Regions from separate parts of the Homo sapiens genome. Here all the other regions are linked to region 1. A link is a contact called in ENCODE Hi-C or POLR2A ChIA-PET data. All regions are on one chromosome and are shown on one strand. Each heading gives the region's core, a stretch centred on a gene start or an enhancer-like site at or near the end of the contact. The rest is flanking DNA. Distances are from core to core; before and after follow the strand shown. Region 1 holds the start of MAPKBP1 (mitogen-activated protein kinase binding protein 1). Region 2 holds the start of RPUSD2 (RNA pseudouridine synthase domain containing 2). Region 3 holds the start of RMDN3 (regulator of microtubule dynamics 3).

Evidence for each region. Hi-C counts contacts between places; a loop is a spot of excess contacts on that map. ChIA-PET counts read pairs that join two places held with the same protein, here RNA polymerase II (POLR2A). Pooled maps may share reads with other maps.
Region 2: a loop to region 1 is called in a map of natural killer cell, with 12 times the contacts of the local background. The contact joins the promoter of RPUSD2 here to the promoter of MAPKBP1 in region 1. A Hi-C loop is called at or near these places in 1 of 168 maps with a recorded cell type or tissue (natural killer cell) and 4 of 50 pooled maps. POLR2A ChIA-PET finds 5 or more read pairs at or near these places in 1 of 52 experiments (PC-9).
Region 3: a loop to region 1 is called in a pooled map, with 6 times the contacts of the local background. The contact joins the promoter of RMDN3 here to the promoter of MAPKBP1 in region 1. A Hi-C loop is called at or near these places in 4 of 50 pooled maps.

What each region holds. Positions count from the first base shown.
Region 1 is chr15:41,772,913-41,776,160 of GRCh38, reverse strand. It overlaps MAPKBP1 (mitogen-activated protein kinase binding protein 1), which reads right to left and starts at 1,677. Exons shown (of 31, transcript NM_014994.3): 1 at 1,551-1,677; 2 at 772-994. The coding sequence starts at 885. RefSeq lists an enhancer at 2,181-2,230.
Region 2 is chr15:40,567,497-40,570,744 of GRCh38, reverse strand. RPUSD2 (RNA pseudouridine synthase domain containing 2) reads right to left here and starts at 1,446. Exons shown (of 3, transcript NM_152260.3): 1 at 802-1,446. The coding sequence starts at 1,407. RefSeq lists enhancers at 815-864, 614-1,113, 1,175-1,504.
Region 3 is chr15:40,753,444-40,756,691 of GRCh38, reverse strand. It overlaps RMDN3 (regulator of microtubule dynamics 3), which reads left to right and starts at 1,438. Exons shown (of 13, transcript NM_018145.3): 1 at 1,438-1,609; 2 at 1,902-2,095. The coding sequence starts at 1,909. RefSeq lists enhancers at 978-1,087, 1,178-1,297, 1,508-1,717 and a silencer at 1,833-2,047.

The DNA.
Region 1 (3,248 bases), core at 428-2,927:
GGATTAAATAAATGTCGACTACTTCTGGATTCCCAAAGTTGTGGGGTTTATTTAGTTGAAAAAGCATAAGGACCAAAACACAGACAAGTGAAGCGATGGAAAGGAACTTTGCCTCTGAGGATCATCTGCAGCTGAGTGGGATGTGGCTCTTGGCATATAGTGAATGAGATAAGCAATGCTCAAGGGCCATCCAGAACTGTTTTGCTGACAGATATCTGGCTTCTTGCATGTTATTCCTAAGAAGCCAAAAGGCTCCAGTTAGCCTCTTGAAGAGACAAAAAAAATTTGTTTTCACCGTAGGCAAGAGCAATTACCAAGCCAGTAACTCTGACTAGGTGTTTTAGCATATTTCTTTCTGCCACTACAGTCTTACATAACCCCAGCTGTTACGTTAACACCTGCAGCTACATTAGTCACAGCTTAGCCCTTCACAAGGTATGTGTTCCTACTGTCCTCTCCCAAGAAGGGAAACTGAGTCATAGCATATCAACTGGCTTCCCAAGCACATGCTTAGTGTATAGTGAGGCCACAATTGAACCCAGGTGGTCTTCCTACTATTCACCTTTTCTCATGGATGAATCTCAGCATGCCCACCCCTGCTGCTCTTTTTCCTTCAACCTAAAACCAAATCATTGCCTGCAGAGATCATATGTGATCCTTTAGAGTCAACAAGGGCTTCTAGTTATCTTTCCCAAGAAACAGGAAGGTTAACGAGGAACATGGAGCAGGAGAGGGTGGGTTTGGAAAGAGGTGGATCCCAACAGGACTCACCTTGGAGCTGAGGTCCTCTCGTCGGTTTCCTGCCTTACTCCTGCGCAGTTTGATGGATGGAGATCTCAACAGATTCTTGATCCGGCTGGTAATGGTTGACCCTTCCACAGCCATTATGACGAGAAACCCTTTGGGACAGTCCCCGGCCCAGTCCTGGGTCTTGTCTCAACAGCGGCACTGTCTTCCCACTCCAGAGGGCTTCCCAGTATGCCCTCTCACTGACCTGAGATGGCAGAAGCCACCTTAGTATCACAGTGTCTTACCTTCTGCCTAGCGAAGTCTGCAGCTTTTACCTCTGGGTATTGCTCTCACCATTTCCCTCATCCCCACCTTCTAGCCCTGCACAGTTTCTTACAACGTCGGAAGGAAAGGCTCACGAAAAAGGGGGGGAAAATCCTAAGCCACGAAGAAATGCCAGGCCCACGCCCGCCAGAGGCGTTTAACTGGCGAGATGGATGGGATGGGCCCCAGTTGGTCTCGTGGACGATCTGGTTCCCGTTAATGCCCAACTGTTCCCATGGCAACTGTAGTGTCCAAGGGAGGAGGCCGCCGAGACCACCAGGGATTTCCGCAGGCCTGGACACCTGCGCTAGCGCCGGCGGGGACGCGGCGGGGCTCGCCGTAGCCCACAACTCGTTCTGCCACGGGAGCCTCCCTCCCCCACTCCCTATCCTCCAGAGCTCGCTCTCCGCCCTCCACAGCGGCTCTGGACCTTTATCTTTCACCCGCCTCTGAGGCCCCTGCTACTCGTCAGCGCCCCCGTTCGGGCCCAGCCTCACCAGCCTCGGCGAGCTAAGGCCACCCCGCTCACAGCGCCCTCGGGCATCGCGTTCGGCAATTTCAGCTCCGCCGCGGTAGCCGCAGCGGTAGAGGCAGCAGCAGGAGCTATGGTGGCACGATCGGCTCAAAACGCGAACTACCGCCTGGGCCAAGCCGCGGGCTGGGTGGGCGGAGCCGACGCGAGGGGCGCGGCCTGTAGTCAGGAGAGCGCTTCCAGAGTGGACGAGCAAGGTTTACGGGGGCGGAGCCAATGAAAGGGCCCAGGAAGCAGACGGCTTGGGACTAGGGAACCACGGAATCCGCACAATTGCGGGTACCGCTTTTAGAGGAAGGTCAACAGAACATGGCTTCAGAATTGAGAGAACCAAGCCTTTTATGGTATTATCAGGCCTGGTCCCCCATGGAACTGCACTTCCCAGAGCCCCAAGACGATAACCACGCCTCCAGGGTGTTAAGGTTGTCATCTGATAGGCCCGAGGGACCGTAGCTGAAACTCCTAGCTCAGAATTACAAGACTGAGCTACAGCCTAAAAGCTCTGCTCCCAGCGACCACAAGTGTTGAGATTTAAAGCGACTGAAGTAGTTTCTGCTCGCAGCCAGTCCGGCACGTAGACTCAACGTGGAAAGGATTATTCTGAGTAATGCAATTTAATAGCTAAGAACAGTATTTTTGCACTGGGCAACCTGGTCATCATGAAAGGGGAAAGGGTGGCCTTGAACAGAGCTTTGGGCGTGCGGGGGAAAGAGAAGTGAATATGCTATGTTATAATACTTTAGGTTTCATGGCTTCTTTAGCCTCCAACATCCCATTGTGCTTCCTCACCTAAAGCTGACCAGGACTTTGTTGCTCCAGATCTTTTCCTCATTCCATTTACTTATGAATCCTTTTATCTAGGGCTGTTCCTTGCTGAGGTCACTGTCGAGCTTGCTGATACTAGATCGAGGGGTAGTTTTCTAACTCATGTCGGGGGAGGCAGAGGGAATACACGGAAATGTTACATGAAATAGTATTTCCTGAGTATTCTCCACTTGACTACTACCACAAGAAATCACCTTATGAAAAAGCCTAAGCCAGAGACTTGGGTCCCAAGGGAATAGTACACTGGTGTGTCCGTCTCACCCTATCCAGATCTTTTGAATCCCTGTGGAGATGACATGTGTCTGCAAGAGGGAAGAACCTCTAACAAATTATTATACCTTATGAAAAAGCCTAAGCCAAAGACAAGGGACCCAAGGGAGTACTACACTGGTGTGTCTGTCTCACCCTATCCAGATCTTTTGAAACCCTGTGGAGATGACATGTGATAACAAGAGGGAAGAACCCCTAAACTCATTGCTTGTGTACAACGGTGAGCCTTTAGAGCCAAGTGGCAAAGCACATATTTTCTTGTGTATACTGTAGCCACGTACTGAAAATTAGATTTGTAAAGCTCACAAGTTGACATGGAGATGATGGATGTCACCTCCTGGAGACCAACTGGCAATAGCACGTGGCCTTCTTCCCTTCAACCATGCACTGCAAATATTATGAAACAGAAAATACGATTTTCAAATTTATTTCCCAAGTCTGGAAGAAGAAGGCAAGAACCATTAGCTACAATATGCAAGAGGTAGTTGGTTCCTTCAACCTCTTGGTAGTTACATGATGGGACCTCTCCATGGGATTGAAAGCTAATAAATGGTGCCACCTGGTGTCT
Region 2 (3,248 bases), core at 197-2,696, 1.2 Mb after region 1:
ATGATATATTGACGCAAATCGATTGATCAATGGAACAAGTTACTCCAAAACCATCCATTCCCCAAATGCTGTAATCGCCTTTTCTCCACTCACAACCATGGTAAACTAGTGTTACTGAGAGGTAAACAGTGTTACTTCTGACAGGGGTGTCTGGTACCTCATAGATGTGATGGAATTTTAAAGGAGTCAAAGCACTGGGCTAAACAATTCTAGTCTCTATCCCTGACATCTCATAACTCTATGTTAAATAGTTTAAGTAGTAGTTATAGGAACATAGGCTTTGGTAGTGGCACTGTTGATAGCCTTACCCCTGTGAGTTTCCTTAGTTTCCTCAGAGGTAAAATGGAGTGGCAATACCTACTTCACAAGGCTGTCATTAGAATTAGTGGACATACAATGTTTAACTTTGTGCCCAGCACACAGTAAAGAGACATAAATGATAGCCCCTATTATTACTATTTGCACAGAGATCTACAACGCAGGGTAAAGTGATCAGTGCCCTTGCCACAAGACGGTGTTTAAAGGAATTATGAAAATTCCAACTTCTGTCCCTTGGAAACAAGGAAGCTGCCTTGAGGAAGAGGATAAACAGGCTGAGTCCTGAAGCACAGACACCCTGGCCACTTGCGGAGGTGGGAAACGGGCTAAAATAGTGTTCCAAATGAAAGCGAGAACGCTTTAGAATTGCCATGATTTTAATCCAGTACCTATGCTTTACTAAGACTAAAAAACAAAACAAAACAAAACAAAACCCGGCCCCTTTTCCTCGCCCGCTTCTGGCCAGCCCCATCAGGACTCCACCTTGAGCACGATGTTGAGGTCCTGCACCGGCTTCTCGTTGAGTTGCAGGCGGCCCGCCCGGACCGCGGCCTCATAGTAGGCCAGGGGCTGAGCTCGGAACTCGGTACTGAAGACGTGCAGCAAGCTGTGGCCCACCCAGCGACCTTTGCAGTAGGTCCGGAAGTCAAAGTAATAGGGCCGCACCTTACGCAGGCCGCCCTCGAAGTAATAACTGGTTTCTGCAAAGTGCTCATCTCCGAAGCTCACCCCGGTCCGCCGCTTCTTCGGGGGCGGCACGACACGCTCCCTGGTTGCGCCCCGCCGCTTCTTATGCTTGCCCGGGCCTGGGGCTGCAGCCGAGGGATGCTCCCCGCCTACTGGGGCCGGCTCCACTTCCCGGCCAGCCGGCTTCGGGGGCCCGGGGGACAGCTCAACCTTCGCGTCGCCACCAGCGTCACCGTTTTGCTGATGCGAAGCCCTCAGCCCGCCCTCTGTCCCAACCTGGGTAGACACTGTTTCTGCCATTGGGCCCTTATCGCCACTCCAAGTCCTGGTAAAGCTAGGGCGCCTAAGGTCGTAGCGCCAATGTCCAAGAACCCTGAGCCATCCGCGGCGGTCCAGCCACATAACCACGCTGCCCCCACTCCACTCCCAGGGTCGCGATCTGAGGACGTCACTCGGCCCCAGCGAATCAGGGAGGCCCAGTCCCGAGGCGGGGTCTGCGATAAGTGAGCGAATGAGTGAGCTGCTCGAATTAAATTAGGTGAATTGAGTGAGCTTAGAGATGAGAGACTGTAAATGTCTCACCAAAAGTGACCTTACTCAGACGTCTTCCTATTAGGGAGATACGACGTTATTTATAAAGGAAACCCTTGGAATTGCTCCGTGTAAAGGCCATGACAGGAGTAGGTCGTGTAAATTCCGAGTAGTCCCTTGGGTCTGAAGAAACGCTTGAAAGGAGCTTTATTTAAGACAAAACAAAAACTAACAACCAGAATAAAGATTGCTAAACTCTGCGAATATACTAAAACCCACTGTATTCTATATTTTAAAAGGGTCAATATTATAGTATGTGACTTGTATCTCAGTAAGATTGTTATATATGTATTTAAAACACACACAAGCACCCCAGAAGCAATGTGTTCACACCTGTGTTTCCCCCTAACAGCATGAGAAGGATTAGTGATCCCCATTCGCCTCCCACATGCTTCCATCCTGAGATTAAAACTGCAAATAGATCAGAGGATATATGGCGAGGGTTCTTAAGTGCAAAATAAACCAACTCTGGCTAATTTCATCAGAGATAGAATTATGGAAAGTATATTAGTGCCTCATAGAATTCACAAGACAACTGGAGACTAGGCTCAGAAAAAGGGCCAAATCAAGGGAAACCAAGCCTTTTGAGAGCCTGGCTTCAGACATGTCAGGGAAGAAACCCAGTTGGGATGCAGTAGACACAAGAAACTATGTTGTGCCAAAGGACTCTTTTTCCTGCAGCCCTGCCACCCCTTGGAGACCCCTAAATCTCCCTGTGTCTCTGTGTCCCTCTTCCAAGGTTAAGAGTCCTGCAGGGGAGGACTTCCATCAGCCAAACCTCATTGCTCTGAGCCCTCACTTCCAGGGTGCCTGGAGATGGAAGAATTTAACCCTCTTTTTTTTTTTTTTTTTTTTTTTTTTTGAGACGGAGTCTTGCTCTGTCGCCCAGGCTGGAGTGCAGTGGAGCGATTTCACCTCACTGCAACCTCCGCCTCCTGAGTTCAAGCCATTCTTCTGCCTCAGCCTCCTGAGTGGCTGGGACTACAGGCACGCACCACCACGCCTGGCTAATTTTTATATTATGAGTGCTGGGATTACAGGCGTAAGCCACCGCGCCCGGCCAAGAATCTAACCCTCTTTGGTATCCAGAGTGGGATTCTTCCAAATAAGGAGGCATTTCAATGTTAGTTTGCCAAAAAAAAAAAAAAAAAAAAGACAGTCTAATTCTTATCCTAGGCATTTGTATTCTGGAGAGGAGAAAGGGAAATCTTTTTTAGCTAAATTCCTTCTTCAAGTCATTAGTCTCACCAAACTAACTGAGGGACTGCAGCTGAGGTATCCACAGCTGCAGAACTCCATATGCTGAAAAGTCTGATTCCTGACTACCTCCAGAAATAAGAGGTAGAATTCTCCATTGATTGTGGGGTATGTTAGAACCAAACTACTTCACAGGAGGGACATCATCTCTCAAGTGCATCATTTCATTAAGATATTTACAGTGAAAGCAGAACCTTATCCAAAAGAAAAGTATGTATTCTTAGCTAGCCTCTTTGCTCCATAGGATTGGGGTGGGAGAATTAAATTAGTTAATTCAAGTAAAATACTTGGACTAGTGCCTGGCAAAACTGTGGAGACAGAAAACATAGCAGAATCTTGTTCCTCCTCCCCTTCTGACCTACTAAATGAGAATCTGCACTTTAACATGATCCTCA
Region 3 (3,248 bases), core at 189-2,688, 1.0 Mb after region 1:
AATACAAAAAGTAGCCAGGCGTGGGGGTGCAAGCCTGTAATTCCAGCTACTCCGGAGGCTGAGGCAGGAGAATTGCTTGAACCCAGGGGCGGGGGAGGAGGTTGCAGTGAGCCGAGATCGCACCACTGCATTCCAGCATGGGCGAAAAGAGCGAAACTCCGTCTAAAAAAAAAAAAAAAGTATAATGGAGGCAATAGAGCCACAGGAGCAAAGCAGGGTGAAAAGCTTAATTTCACCAAGGTGGTGATCTGGGAAGGTTTCCAGAGGAAATTTTTATTTCCTCCAAAATAAAGTGTATATATATATATATACTTTATATATATATAAATATATTTTTTGTTGTTGTTGTTTTTGTTTATTTGTTTTGAGAGGAGGCCTCACTCTGTTGCCCAAGCTGGAGTACAGTGGCGAGATCTCGGCTCACTGCAACCTCTGCCTCCTGGGTTCAAGCAATTCTCCTGCCTCAGCCTCCCGAGTAGCTGGGATTACAGGCGTGCACCACCATGCCCAGCTAATTTTTGTACTTTTAGTAGAGACGGAGTTTCGCCAGGTTGGCCTGGGTGGCCTCGATATCCTGACTTCTGTTGCCCAGAGTGATCATGGCTCACTGCAGCCTCGACGACCTGGGCTCAAGTGATCCTCCCATCTCAGCCCCCAGAGTATCTGTGACTACAGTCACGTGCCACCACGGCCGGCCTCCTGTATTCTTATATGTATACAATATCTCACAATTAAAGGGTAAATAAATATAAGATCTAGTCAAGGGTATTGGGAGGACTGGCCTAGATATTTCTTTCACTAAACTAAATTTTAACTCTTAAGAAATGTTCACAATAAAATTGTTATCATAGTCCATAAAATCGGTCTTTTTAGTTGCCACAATTATAAGAAGTTGCATACAATTACAAGAGTAAAACAGAATTATAAGACAGCACGTTAGGTTTAAGATTTATGGCCGGGTGCGGCGGCTCACGCACTTTGGGAGCCCGAGGCGGGCGGATCGCACTTTGAGAGACCAGGAGAGCGGGACCCAGTCTCTACAAAATAAAAATAAAAATAAAATGTGGGGAGAGCGTGACGTTTTCCAGGTACAGAGGGGAGGTCCAGGCAGAAGCGCAGGTAGAAAGTGTGAATATGCTGAGCGTATTCCGGGAGCAGCAAGTTAAGCCGGTGTGACCGGAGGGAAATGGAGGCCTGGCTGCCGGACGGTGAGGGTGACTGCGCGAGCGTCCGCCCAAGAAGTCTCCCTGCCTTCCCGCCTTTCCCCTGTCTTGGGCCCCTTCTTGCTTTCCTTTCGCGCTCTGTGCTGACTCCGCCCCTCCGGCGGCGCCCGTGGCCCCGCCCCTGAGGGAAACAGACAAGGGGCGGGGCCGGCGCGGTCATCTCTCTGCGCCTTCCCGCAGGGCGCCGAGCACCTGGCGCCGCCTGCCTGACGTCACGGTCACTGACAGCGTGAGCCCGCGGCGGCTGCTGCCATGGTGGCTGGCGGCCGGGTAAGGGTCTGAGTGGATCTCCTGCCAGGCCAGAGCGCCTTCGGGGGCCGCGGCGGAAGGCCAGGAGTTTGCAGCCAGGGCGCCGGGTTTGTGGTCTGCAGTGTCGTGAGGCTGAGGTGGGGGTTGAAGGCCCAGAAGCCGGACTCTGTGACCCGGGTCGGGGGGTGTACTGGAGGGGCGGCTACGTCCAGGCTGGGTGAGAAGAGAGGCAGTGGGGCCCAGGAGGCTGGAGGAAGCCTTAGGGTTCAGACTGGGGTGCACGTAGTCGAGAGCTCAGGGTTTGGGCAAGGGGATACCTGCCGGGGTTCAGCCTTGAGGGTGGGTTTACCGGGTTCACGAATCTCTCTCTCTCCTTACCCCCGCCCGCCCGCCCGCCTGCCTGCTCCCGGTGACTTCTGCTGGCCGCAGGTGCAGCATGTCTAGACTGGGAGCCCTGGGTGGTGCCCGTGCCGGGCTGGGACTGTTGCTGGGTACCGCCGCCGGCCTTGGATTCCTGTGCCTCCTTTACAGCCAGCGATGGAAACGGACCCAGCGTCATGGCCGCAGCCAGAGCCTGCCCAACTCCCTGGACTATACGCAGACTTCAGATCCCGGACGCCACGGTAGGAGCCCGTCTCCTGAGACCGCGGTCACTGCAGACTAATGGGCCTGAGGTCTGGGCTGCTTTCGGTGGAGACTGTGGGACAGGGTAACGGAGAGAAGTGCTTTAGGGTTTCACTTTTTTGGAAGCTTGTTGAAAAAGCAGTCGTCGGGCTGGGCGCGGTGGCTCACGCCTGTAATCCCAGCACTTTGGGAGGCCGAGGCGGGCGGATCACCTGAGGTCAGGAGTTCAAGACCAGCCTGGCCAACGTTCAACCAGATGTCAACATGGTGAAACCCCATCTCTACTAAAAATACAAAAATTAGCCGGGCGTGGTGGCGCGGCCTGTAGTCCCAGCTACTGGGGAGGCTGAGGCACGAGAATCGCTTGAACCTGGTAGGCGGAGGCCGCAGTGAGCTGAGGTTGCGCCACTGCACTCCAGCCTGGGTGACAGAGTGGGACTCTGTCTCAAAAAAAAAAAAAAAAAAAAAGCAGTCGTGGTTTTCTCTACTCTTTCGCCTGTACTCACAAGAAAGTATATTTCAAAAAGACTGTTTAACTTTCACTTTTAGTTCTGGCCACAATAGTGCTATGTGGGTATTAAAGGCACTTGCTTAGTGTTGGGTGAGGTGTGTAATAAGTAGAGGAAGAGTCCAAAAGAGGGCAAAAAGAATAATCTTGTAGGGATTAAAAGTCTTGAGGCTTATGTATTAAATCATATATTAGAATTTGAAGACAACTTGGCAACTATCAAGACAACTTGGCAACTATCTCATTCAAGTTTTTTTTTCTTTTTATCCCTCCTATGAGGAAACCAAGATTCAAAAAGATGGTATAACTTTCCTGAGGCTGTCACAGATTAAGTGGCAAGGTTGGGCCTGGTCACCTGGTCCAGTGGACTTTCTACGGCATAGGGCTAGGAGCACGCTTAATGCAATTGAAGCTGAATGTGGCTGGCAGCCTGTACAGCTGAAATGAGTAGTTCTTGCAGATTTGTCAATTCATTTGAGCAAAGGATCTAGGGCTGGTTCAAACTACTACCATCTTTGTGCAAGAGGAGTGTTTTTTTTCTTTTCTTTTCTTTTTTCTTTTCTTTTCTTTTTTTTGAGATGGAGTCTCGCTCTGTTGCCCAGGCTGGAGTGCAGTGGCATGATCTTGGCTCACTGCAACCTCCG